Linked DNA regions of Homo sapiens: regions 1 and 3 are each linked to region 2. Evidence: chromatin contacts called from ENCODE Hi-C or POLR2A ChIA-PET data. All regions are on one chromosome and are shown on one strand. The core of a region is the stretch at or near the end of the contact, and the rest is flanking DNA. Distances in the headings are between cores, read along the strand shown.

Evidence for each region. Hi-C counts contacts between places; a loop is a spot of excess contacts on that map. ChIA-PET counts read pairs that join two places held with the same protein, here RNA polymerase II (POLR2A). Pooled maps may share reads with other maps.
Region 1: a loop to region 2 is called in a pooled map, with 6 times the contacts of the local background. The contact joins the promoter of TGFBR3 here to the promoter of RPL5 in region 2. A Hi-C loop is called at or near these places in 1 of 168 maps with a recorded cell type or tissue (PC-9) and 6 of 50 pooled maps. POLR2A ChIA-PET finds 5 or more read pairs at or near these places in 2 of 52 experiments (both T-cell).
Region 3: a loop to region 2 is called in a map with no recorded cell type, with 5 times the contacts of the local background. The contact joins the enhancer-like site here to the promoter of RPL5 in region 2. A Hi-C loop is called at or near these places in 2 of 37 single-sample maps with no recorded cell type and 4 of 50 pooled maps.

The regions. Positions count from the first base shown.
Region 1 is chr1:91,884,337-91,887,580 of GRCh38, reverse strand. It overlaps TGFBR3 (transforming growth factor beta receptor 3), which reads left to right and starts at 1,430. Exons shown (of 17, transcript NM_003243.5): 1 at 1,430-1,703. RefSeq lists silencers at 1,164-1,303, 1,654-1,733, 1,744-1,953 and enhancers at 1,096-1,858, 1,859-2,622.
Region 2 is chr1:92,830,001-92,833,289 of GRCh38, reverse strand. It overlaps RPL5 (ribosomal protein L5), which reads right to left and starts at 1,250. Exons shown (of 8, transcript NM_000969.5): 1 at 1,173-1,250. The coding sequence starts at 1,175. It also overlaps a transcript of DIPK1A not described here. RefSeq lists enhancers at 172-809, 962-1,281, 810-1,448, 1,452-1,501.
Region 3 is chr1:93,707,472-93,710,859 of GRCh38, reverse strand. It overlaps a transcript of BCAR3 not described here. Among named protein-coding and RNA genes, the nearest start is that of BCAR3, 27 kb to the right of the region's middle. RefSeq lists a silencer at 2,709-2,838 and an enhancer at 2,979-3,028. Within about 2 kb of position 1,724, at least 11 of the 41 ENCODE cell types and tissues checked have a DNase peak (open chromatin) inside an H3K27ac peak, as active enhancers do.

The DNA of each region.
Region 1 (3,244 bases), core at 181-2,680, 950 kb after region 2:
AAAAGCCTAGGATTGAGCCAGGTGCAGCGGCTAACGCCTCTAATCCCAGCACTTTGGGAGGCCAAGGCAGGCGAATCTCTTGAGCTCAGGAGTTTGAGACCAGCCTGGGCAACTAAGTGAGACCCCCGCCCTGCCAACCCCCTCTACAAAAAATACAAAAAGTTAGCTGGGCGTGGTGGCATTTGTCAGTAATCCCAGCTACTCAGGAGGCTGAGGTGGGAGAATCGCTTGAGCCTGAGAAGCGGAGGTTGTAGCGAGCTGAGATTGAGATTGTGCCACTGCACTCCAGCCTGGGCGACAGGGCGAGACTCCATCTCAAAAAAAAAAAAAAAAAAAAAAAAAAAGGCATAGGTCCATAGCCCTTTAGAACTGGAAGAAGCCTTCTAGGCCAAGCCCTTCATTTGAACTGAGCCTTGACGGGTATTAGCCGTTAGCCATTTGTGGAAGGTCGCACAGTAGTCAGGACTGGAAGTCTGGTCTTTGAAACCTGTCAGTCCACGGTCATTTCACCTGCCTGTTTGTAAAACAATGTCCTGTTACTTAAGTATACTTTTTAATAAGAAAAACTGGGTGTAAGCAAGAGTATCAGAGTGGTGTTCTGGTGCCAGCAGTTCAACTTCTGCAGCGTGTACTTCACAGGCACAGGTACTTAGGACGTCGCACAGGCACAGGTACTTAGGACGTTGCCCCGCCGAGACTGTCGTTCATATCGCGCCCACCTCCGGGTAACGCCGGTAATGCTGACCTAGCTCCATTATTTGTATTAATTTATTTAGCTAGCAGGGGGAACGGCTGGGTAATGCAGTCTCAGCTGCTGGAGGGGAAGAGGCAAGACTCCGCCGGCGCCCACCATCAGAGCGTGACAACAAGCGGGACCGGAGGTTGGGAAAAAGCACAGGGACAGAATGAATGTGTGCATGGGGGAGCTCTGCTGGGGAGAGGGCAAGAGGCTGTGATCAGATTATCTGAGGTTTCAGAACTTTTATATAAAGACCAAGGAACCAAATGAAAATCCAACTCTTCCAGGGAGCCCTGGAAAGTTCAAAGGACCTCGTTTGAGGGAGCGAGTCCCCGCAGCTCGTGCCCACGTCTCCCTCGCGCTTCCCCCAGGACAGGGGCCGCCCCAACCCGGGCACGCTGAGCCCGGCCGCGCCCCTAGCCCCTTCTCTCTCGGCCTCCTCGTCCCGAAGGGAAGCACAGGCTCGAGCAGCATTCGGGGCTCATCCATCAGCCGCGGAGGCAAAGGGGGAGGAGAGAGGAGGCGGGAGGCGGGAGGCGGGAGGAGGAGTTTCTGGGCGGCCGAGAGCCCCCGGTGGGGCCGGCGGAGGAGCGCCCTTCCCCCCGCGCGCTGATTGCTGTGGCGTCCTGCCCGTCCCCGCCCGCGTGTGTGCGAGGGAGGGCGAGTGCGCCGGGTCGGCCTGATGGGGGTAATCGAGGGTTTCGGGGACGCCGAGCGGCACTTTCCTCTTCCCAGCGAGTGAAGGAGGGCAGTCGGCGGCTCTCGCGCCCCGGCCACTTTCCCTGCGCGATTCCCGGAGCTCCCTGCAGGAGGTGAGAGTCCCCAGCGGGTCCGGATGGCGTAGTTTTGCCGCGGCGCAGCAGCTGCCGGAGCTCGCCGCCGCCGAGCGCTGGGCGGGGAAACTTGCCGCCGCTTTCCTCCAACTTGCTGCGGGTGGATCTCCGCTGGACACACCGCCTCCGAGGTACGTGCCGGCCCAGCCCCGCGGCGCTGCAGCCCGCCCGGGCTGTGGGCTCTGCAGGCTGCGCGGGTGCCCGTCGGCGCGGCGCGGGCTGCCAGTGCCTACTTACCGGCCAGGGTCGCTCCAGCCGCCAGGACCTCCGGCCTTGGGAGGGAGGCGCTGGTGGGGCGGTGTTTACCCTCCGGGGAGCAGGCACCGGTGGCCAGCGGTGCGTGGGCAGCGGCCGCACGGGGCAGGCAGTGCCCCCGGCGATGCGCAGTGCTGGGGAGGAATTCTCCACGCCCGCCCTCACTCTTCCTCTCCGCGGGTCCTTCTGACCCCTGCGGGGCGCGGCGGCCACTTCCCTCCGGGCGCGTGACAGCTTCGGTGGGAATGGTTTGTTGTGGGTTCGCAGTCAATTGCCGTGGCCCAGGCTGTGGCTCCCGGACTCGTGCACGGACGCGGTTTGCGTTCCCCGCTGGCCGCGCCCTCAGGGTGCCTTGCGGGCTGAGCCGCAAGCTGCAGCTCGGCCCCCCCCCGCCCCGGTTTATTTTGAAGGCTCTCTTCTTGTATTCATTTGGTTAGGACAAACTTGGAAATCTTGGACTGTCGCTAGAAGAATCTGCTTGCAGACTTGATCTTATTAGGGCATTTGCCCCGCTTTGCAGAATCGCATAGTGTCAGGAGCCGACGTGTCAAGCATGAATTACCTTGGCAAAGTAGAACTTAGTGGATTTGGTGTCCTCACGAAAAGCTGGAAGAAGAAAACCGTTCCATTTCCCTAGCTGTGAAGTGAGGATAGTAGTACTTGCCCCGTAAAGTTGCTGTGAGCATCTAATGATTTAATGTGTGTGAGGTGCTACAACAGTGCTTGGCACCGAGTAAGCACCGCACGGAGGTTAGCGCTGCTTGCCGCTAGCCCTGCGGTGGCAGGATAGGAGCGGCGAGGGCAGAGGATAGTAGGAGTGACAGGCTGTGCTGGGGAACCAGGCGTATTCTGAGTTTTATGTCCTTCCGAAGAAGTGAGCGGTTTGGGAGAAGTCTCCACAGGTAGTAAAAACACACGTCAAGACCGTTTCTTCTTCCTGAATGCAGAGTGCAAACAGTTACTTCAGTGTGAACTCAGTTGTTTCTTTTGGATAATAATAACAGCTAACGTTTTCTAAGCCCATACTGTGTGCACTTAATCCTCACAGCATCTCTATGGGAAAAGCACTATTAATAACCCTATTTTACAGATAAGACACTAGAGGTTAAGTTACTTGTCCAAGATCATACATAACTTTCTGTTAGTTCTGACTCCAAAGCTACCTTCCTTCCTCAGCGGAGAGCGGCAAGTGCAGGCCGATTTGTGTGTACATAGATTTGTGTGCATAGTCCATGCATCTTCTCCCATCTTTCAGCTTTCTATTTGAGCTGAACGCATATCTCTTGAAACACACATAAGGTATCTGTGATGAATTTAGGCGATTTTACATACTTATGAGGGTGCCCAATTAAAGTTCCTCTGAAACTGGCCCCAAATAATTATAAATAGAACTCTGACTTGTATTAATTAACATGGA
Region 2 (3,289 bases), core at 1-2,500:
GTAAACAGACAACTGTCACTTGTAGAATCCCAGGTTTCACAAGCAACTAGGGTCAAGAATCTTTTTCCTCTACCTTCCATGTCACAGACTAGTAGTTTCATAAAACAATAAAAATGAATCCTTAGAGAAATATGGAATAAAAGAAACATACAAAATGCAGGCCCCAATTTATTACATTTAACAGGTATAAAATTATTGTTATATTGCTTTCAAAAGGTTTTAAACGCTTTCAATTTCCATATTTGTTTCTTCAAGGACCAGCACCGGTAATTGTGCCAAACTTTTGCGAAGCACTGCTCCAGACAGCAATCAGTGATGCCAAACGTCGGTTTGTTCGGAACACGCTATGTCCCACTTCGAAAACCTAGCCTCAAATAACAACTACGTACCTCTCTCGCTTCCCATGTTATGTTTTTCAAAAGCCTAAATTACCTGCCACAAAGCTTAACTGGGCAAGAGCACATTCAGCAGTAATTCCCCCACTAAAACAGCACTGTTCCCCATCAGCTAAAGCAACATTTCATCCCACCCTTGGGGCCCTACCCCAATAATTAAAAACTCATCCGGCGACGGACTCTAGAGGAAGAGGCAGGAGGCACGTATTCCATGTTAAAGGAGCTTCCGGGGCCCAGGGACCCCTCGGCCTCCAAGCTCCACTGACAATTTTGGCTTAAAAGCCACTTGCTCAGCCCACGGGCACAAGCTTCCTAAATCTAAGACTTGCCGGCTCCGACATTCTCCTGGAAAACCCACGAAGTACTCGGTACTCGGAGGTCGAGTGGGACCCGAGGACCTGCAGCCCCCCTCCATTCTGGCGTTCCCCAGCTAGGCTGAGGTCGACTGCTTGCGACCTCTCACGCCCGGCCGCTTGCCAGCGCCCCCTCACACTAGACGGCAGTATCCGCACTCAGGCTGTCTACTAAACTCACCCTTCTCCCCAATCCGCCGTCCAAGCTCACGCAACCCTTCTTCGCCAACCCCTCCCCCCAAGTTCGCGCACCGGGCGGCAGCCATTTAAGGCCACGCTGGGAACTGCACCTCGACCAAGTCAGAGCTAGCAATCTAACGCCATCCGGCCCCTGCGACGCGCGAGACGGGCCCTAGGCTGGCATACGGGCAAGAAAAGGGAACCTCCATGCATCTAAAGCCCCGAGACCGAGGCATCCACTCACCATCCTGCGGAACAGAGACCGGCGTCCGCTGCTCGACAGAGACCTGCAGGCCCAGCGGCGCTAGGGGGTGGGAAAAGGGCCACAGCCCTTGCGCAGGCGCAGTATGTAGCGCGGACGGTCACGCCAGTGACGTGTGAAAGAGAGAGGGCGTCGGCCACAAGGCGTTTTACGTTCCGCCCCCTGCTGGAAGGAGGGTGAATGCCTGCCCAAGCTCTCCAGGTTCCAATGCTCGGGGTATCTCACAGGATCCGTGCGGTGAGGAGGAGCAGGGAGGATTACTGGAGCCTTTCGCTTTCTTTGCTACAGCGTTTTGTTTTGTTTTGTTTTGTTTTGTTTTGTTTTGTTTTGTTTTGTTTTGTTCATAACGCATTTTGCTTTTCTAAGCAGGAAAAAAAAAAAAAATTAAATAGGACAAGTTTGCTTGGGAGCCCTCTTGCCTTCTCTGGGCTACTCATTCTGGTCCAAGAGCATATGGACCCACCCTCCCATCTCACCCCCAGGAAGCCTTCCCTGAGAGCCCCAAGCCTGGGATAGGGGCCACTCCTCTGCCTTCCTACAGCAGCTTTCTACTGGCTTCAGCCCACCACAGACTGTCAACTTTTCGAGGTGGGCCCTGATGTCCACCTCTGACTCTCCAGCACCTAGCAGGGTATCAGCTGCTCACCGTTAGAGCTGGGAGAAGGGACGGCCAACCAGGATGACAGGGTTAAGTGACTCCAAAACACTGCCACTAGAATAAATCAGGATTAGGATGCCAATTACTTCTGATTCCAACTTGTAATTCCTTATATAATAGGAAAAATAAACAGAGTTCGCTATGGCCGATGTCAACAGAGCTCTAGAGGAGAAAACTTAAAACACTTTTCACAGGAAGTGTGATTCTACTTTTGTGGAGCCACCTTTGAAAGGGTAAAGAAAGAGGTATTCAATTCGTATTTATAGAAAATATTTAAAAACCTTCATTTTGGTGGATTATCAAGTTATTAGCCTACCAAAGGTGCTCCATGTCTTGGTCAGGCCCTGCTTACACTGGAGGCAAAAGCATCAGGAAGGAAAGTCTGCCTGGAAACAGGCCGACTCCTAACTTCTGCATGTTTTAGGGCAAGGGTTCATAGGAAGACCCACATACTATTCATCTGAATATTTAGAAGTTGTGGGCCGGGCACGGTAGCTCAGGCCAGGTGCGGTGGGTCACGCCTGTAATCCCAGCGCTTTGGGAGGCCGAGGCAGGCGGATCGCGAGGTCAAGAGATCGAGACCATCCTGGACAACATGGTGAAACCCCATCTCTGCTAAAAATACAAAAACCAGCCGGGCATGGTGGCACGCACCTGTAGTCCCAGCTACTCGGGAGACTGAGACAGGAGAATCGCTTGAACCCAGGAGGCAGAGGTTGCAGTGAGCCGAGATCACACCACTGCACTCCAGCCTGGCGACAGTGAGACTCCGTCTCAAAAAAAAAAAAAAAGAAAGAAGTCATGAAGCAGGCTGGATGTGCTGGCTCAGGCCTGTAATCCCAGCATTTTGGGAGGCCAAGGCAGGAGGATCACTTAAACCCAGGAGTTCGGGACCAGCCTGGGAGACTTGGTGAGCCCCTGTCTCTATAAAAAATAAAATCCAAAAAAAGAAGTTATGAAACAAACAACATGTTAAATTAAATATACTTTATCATCCTTATCCCTCTCCTTCTTACCTTATAAATCCATAACAAGAAAATTAAAAATATGTATACCTATTCCCCTTGGTCACAGTCAGGGGTCTGTGGCTAGCATGGCTGGTTCAGCCAGTGCAGTTGGTGACACCAGGAGCTAGGGGGTAATTGTCCAGCATCCTCAGCCAACAGCATCTTATTCAAGTGGTAAAAGTTAAAAAACCACCAATAGTGGGATGAATTAACATTATAGGTTCACACCTGTAATCCCAACATTTTGGGAGGCTGAGCCAGGAGGATCACTTCAGCCCAGGAGTTCGAGACCAGCCTGGGCACATAAGAAGACCTCTATCTCTAGGGAAAAAGAAAAAGGAAAGCAAAGAAAAAATAAATTAACATTATATGCCTCCTGATGCACTGAGAAGAACACAAAACACTTCCTACCAAATTTACATAATCTAATCTAA
Region 3 (3,388 bases), core at 475-2,974, 880 kb before region 2:
TAAGCTGCTCCCAGACTCATGATCCAAAGAATATGTGAGATAACAAATGTTTGTTTTAAGCTACTAGGTTTGGGGGTAATTTGTTATGCCAGAAAAGATAACTGACAAAAAGCGTTAGCTAGATAAAGCAGGGGGAGGGGATGGAGTGTTCCAGACAGAGGGAATGGCATGATCAAAGGTCCTCAGGTAGGAGGGAATACAGGACCAGAAGAAACCGAAAGAAGACCAATGCGACAGGAGTTCAGAGAGCAAATGAGGCCGAAAGGTTGGTGGGGTCGAGACCTGCTGGGTGTGGCCTGGGGGTCTTCCTAACAAGTTTGCATTAGGAGCAACAAGAAATCAAATTATTGAGGGACCAGCATTAGGGGCTTCAAGGAAACCCAGATATCCTGGCTAGGATAAAGTCTCTCCCTGCCAATCCTCCAAATTAGTAACTTTGGGTTTTTAGTTTTCCCTACTCAAAGGTGCCCTTCAAGGTCTCCAAGGGAAGAGGCAAAGGGAGACGTAGCAAACATCCAGCATGGTATGGGTAAGGCTTCTCCAGCTCCAGCCATGCCAGGCAGCCAGGCCCAGCAGAGAGCTGTGCTTCCCTGACTGGTCAGGACTGGTCCCTCCAGCAGGGGCAAAGCCAGAAACAAGGGGTACAGGTCCAGGGAGGGAGCCCACTTCTTGATCAGCCTTTCTTGGTTCCCAGCTTCCCAGCTTCCCACCCCCTATCCACCGGGAGTGAGTTTATACTGTTTTACAGAGACTAGGACACTTGAACTCATATTTCATTCTCTCATGGATTTCGTCCAACTGGCCTAATCTTTTTTCTCTAAGTGACAAAGAATCTAAAGATATGGAATGTTCCCCAAAACAACTTTGCAGAAAAGCAAAATAAACACAGCATCGAACAGGCCCATTCATTTCATGAATTGATTATAGAAAGATAATTTCTATTTTTCTTTTAAAAATATATATTTAAGATAGAGATATGAAAAAATTACATGATGATCCATCAAGGAGATACATTCCACCATGATTATGTTATAGCAGCAAAGCCCTAGTCCTAATATAGGACGGTTGAGTTGATCAGATAAAGACTTTTTTCCCAATCTACAATCCTATAGATTGTAAATACAATTTTTAAAAACTACAACAGTTTTCCATTAAACAGCCTTCCTTTTTCTCTTCCCATCTCTAGTCTAGGAGATATTCCCCTCCCTCCTTCTTGCTGTTCCAAGGACAATCAAGGGGGACTGCCTGCTGAGCATTCACTAATGTCAATCCTAATCTAATGCCAGTAAGACATCCTTATACAGGGTCACCCACACTAAGAGAGAAGGCTCTGTGTCCTGGAGCCCCTGGCCAACACCTGTACAGATCAAGACCCACTTCACTGAAGGGCAAGGGACCAATCTGAAGACAGAGTGTGTTGTCAGAACATCAGTGCTTGCTCAAAACCACTTCCCAATTGGGCAGATTCATTGGTCTCTCTTTCCCTTGAGTGTGCTTTGAACAGACCGCAGGCTGGCTTGGAGGGACAGGAAGAAGAAGAGATGCAGCTGTAAATCAGTGTCACCTCTCCAACTCAGGGTCAGAGGAGGAGAATGTGCCCACCTCCAGGAAGGCCTGCTGTTATCAGATGTGCCTGAGCAGTCATGAGCACGCTGCTCTGCTGCCCTGCAGCCTGTGGACTCCCCCTCGTTCTTCTCTTTTGCAGCCTGGAAACAGATGCCCTTGGGAGGGGAAAAGCTCTGACTTCATCGGGGCTCCCAGGCCCTCCCTTTTCCAAACAGAACAAAGCCTACTTAGCTTATCGCAGCACTTCTCCTTGTGATTTTTTTTTAATTGGCCTCTTCACATGTGCAATCGACTCTCCTGATATGAAAGTTGTGAGCCCTGTTTTTGCAAGCCCGAAGCTTAGAAGCTGATCCCCACGAGCATCAACAGAAATCATCTGAATGCTCTAAGTACTGCCAGTGCTTGCTAAAAAATAAAACAGCCTGCCAACCTCCTCCTGCCTGTGTCCTTGGCACAGCCCTGGCGGGGCAAAGGAGCCCCAAGGACCCCATTGTTCTTTGGAAAGAAAGAAGCAACTCCAGCCAATTCAGGTGTTTGGGGGATTATTGAGATGGTCTTTTTTTGTAGATATGATGTGGTGGTGAATAGGGTAAGTTATATAGGGGACTCTATGGTGGTGACATTTGAAAAGATTGAAGAGTGAACTGAAACCGGTTTCTGTGAGCCCAAAGTTTTATTCAGCCAGTACAGTTCTAGAATTTGCTACTAATATGTTTATTTTCTCCCAAAGATCTTCTCCTTTTCTGAGAGTAATGGGACACTGGGGAGAGAACTTATGGACAAAAATATGGGGACAGAAAAGATTATGACAATTTGTAAAGTGTCCACACTGTTGGTTGGATTAGCTATGTGAGATGATGAGGGAGAAAGAGAGAAAAACAGGCAAAACCAAAAAAGGCCCCTTGGAAACAAAGTTAAGATGGTTTTTGGACTCATCCTACCTCCTGTGGGTTTAGCTTAACATCAGTCCCATCTGCCAGAGGCCGGAGGCAAGGTGCTTAGGGGTTTAATTGTTCTGTGAGACCCTGAAGCAGGATGAGAAGTGGCCTGGTGTCAGAGTAGAGCAGTTGGCCCATTACTGAAGGTCATGGTTCAGAAGTTCTCAACTTACTCTTTTCTCTATTCAGGTTCTATATAAGTGAGCAGTAGAAGGATATGGTTATCTCCTTCCTTTATTGTAGCAGTCTGCGAAGTTCCATTTCCTTCTTGAAACCTCTGACTCAATGGCTAGAGGAACCCTCCCGCACCCCTCCCCTCCTGTCTATGCTGGCAACTTTTGAGCCGCCCCCTCGGCTTACCACCTTGCAAAACCTGTCAGATCCATTGCTTTTACACACTGCTATTTACCTCGTTGTTTATTTTGTGTATGTGGGTCATCTGTTGTTTAGGTTAGATTGAAGTCTGGCTGTGTTGGTGTAGTTAGCTTTTGATTATTTCCAGAAGAAAGATAGTACACCATATCCATACAAGCATTTAATATTACGTTGTTTTCTTTTTGATCTAATGTCCAGCTTCAGCCTAGAAAACATCCTGAATGATCCAGGCTTGGGGACCGTCAGAGCTATTATTATTATTTATTTATTTATTGAGACTGAGTCTCACTCTATCACCCAGACTGGAGTGCAGTGGTGCGATCTCAGCTCACTGCAACCTCTGCCTCCTGGGTTCAAGCGATTCTCCTGCCTCAGCCTCCTGAGTAGCTGGGATTACAGGCACGCGCCACCACACCTGGCTAATTTTTGTATTTTTAGAGATGAGGTTTCACCATGTTGGCCAGGCTGGTCTTGAACTCCTGACCTCAAGTGATCTGCCCACCTTGGCC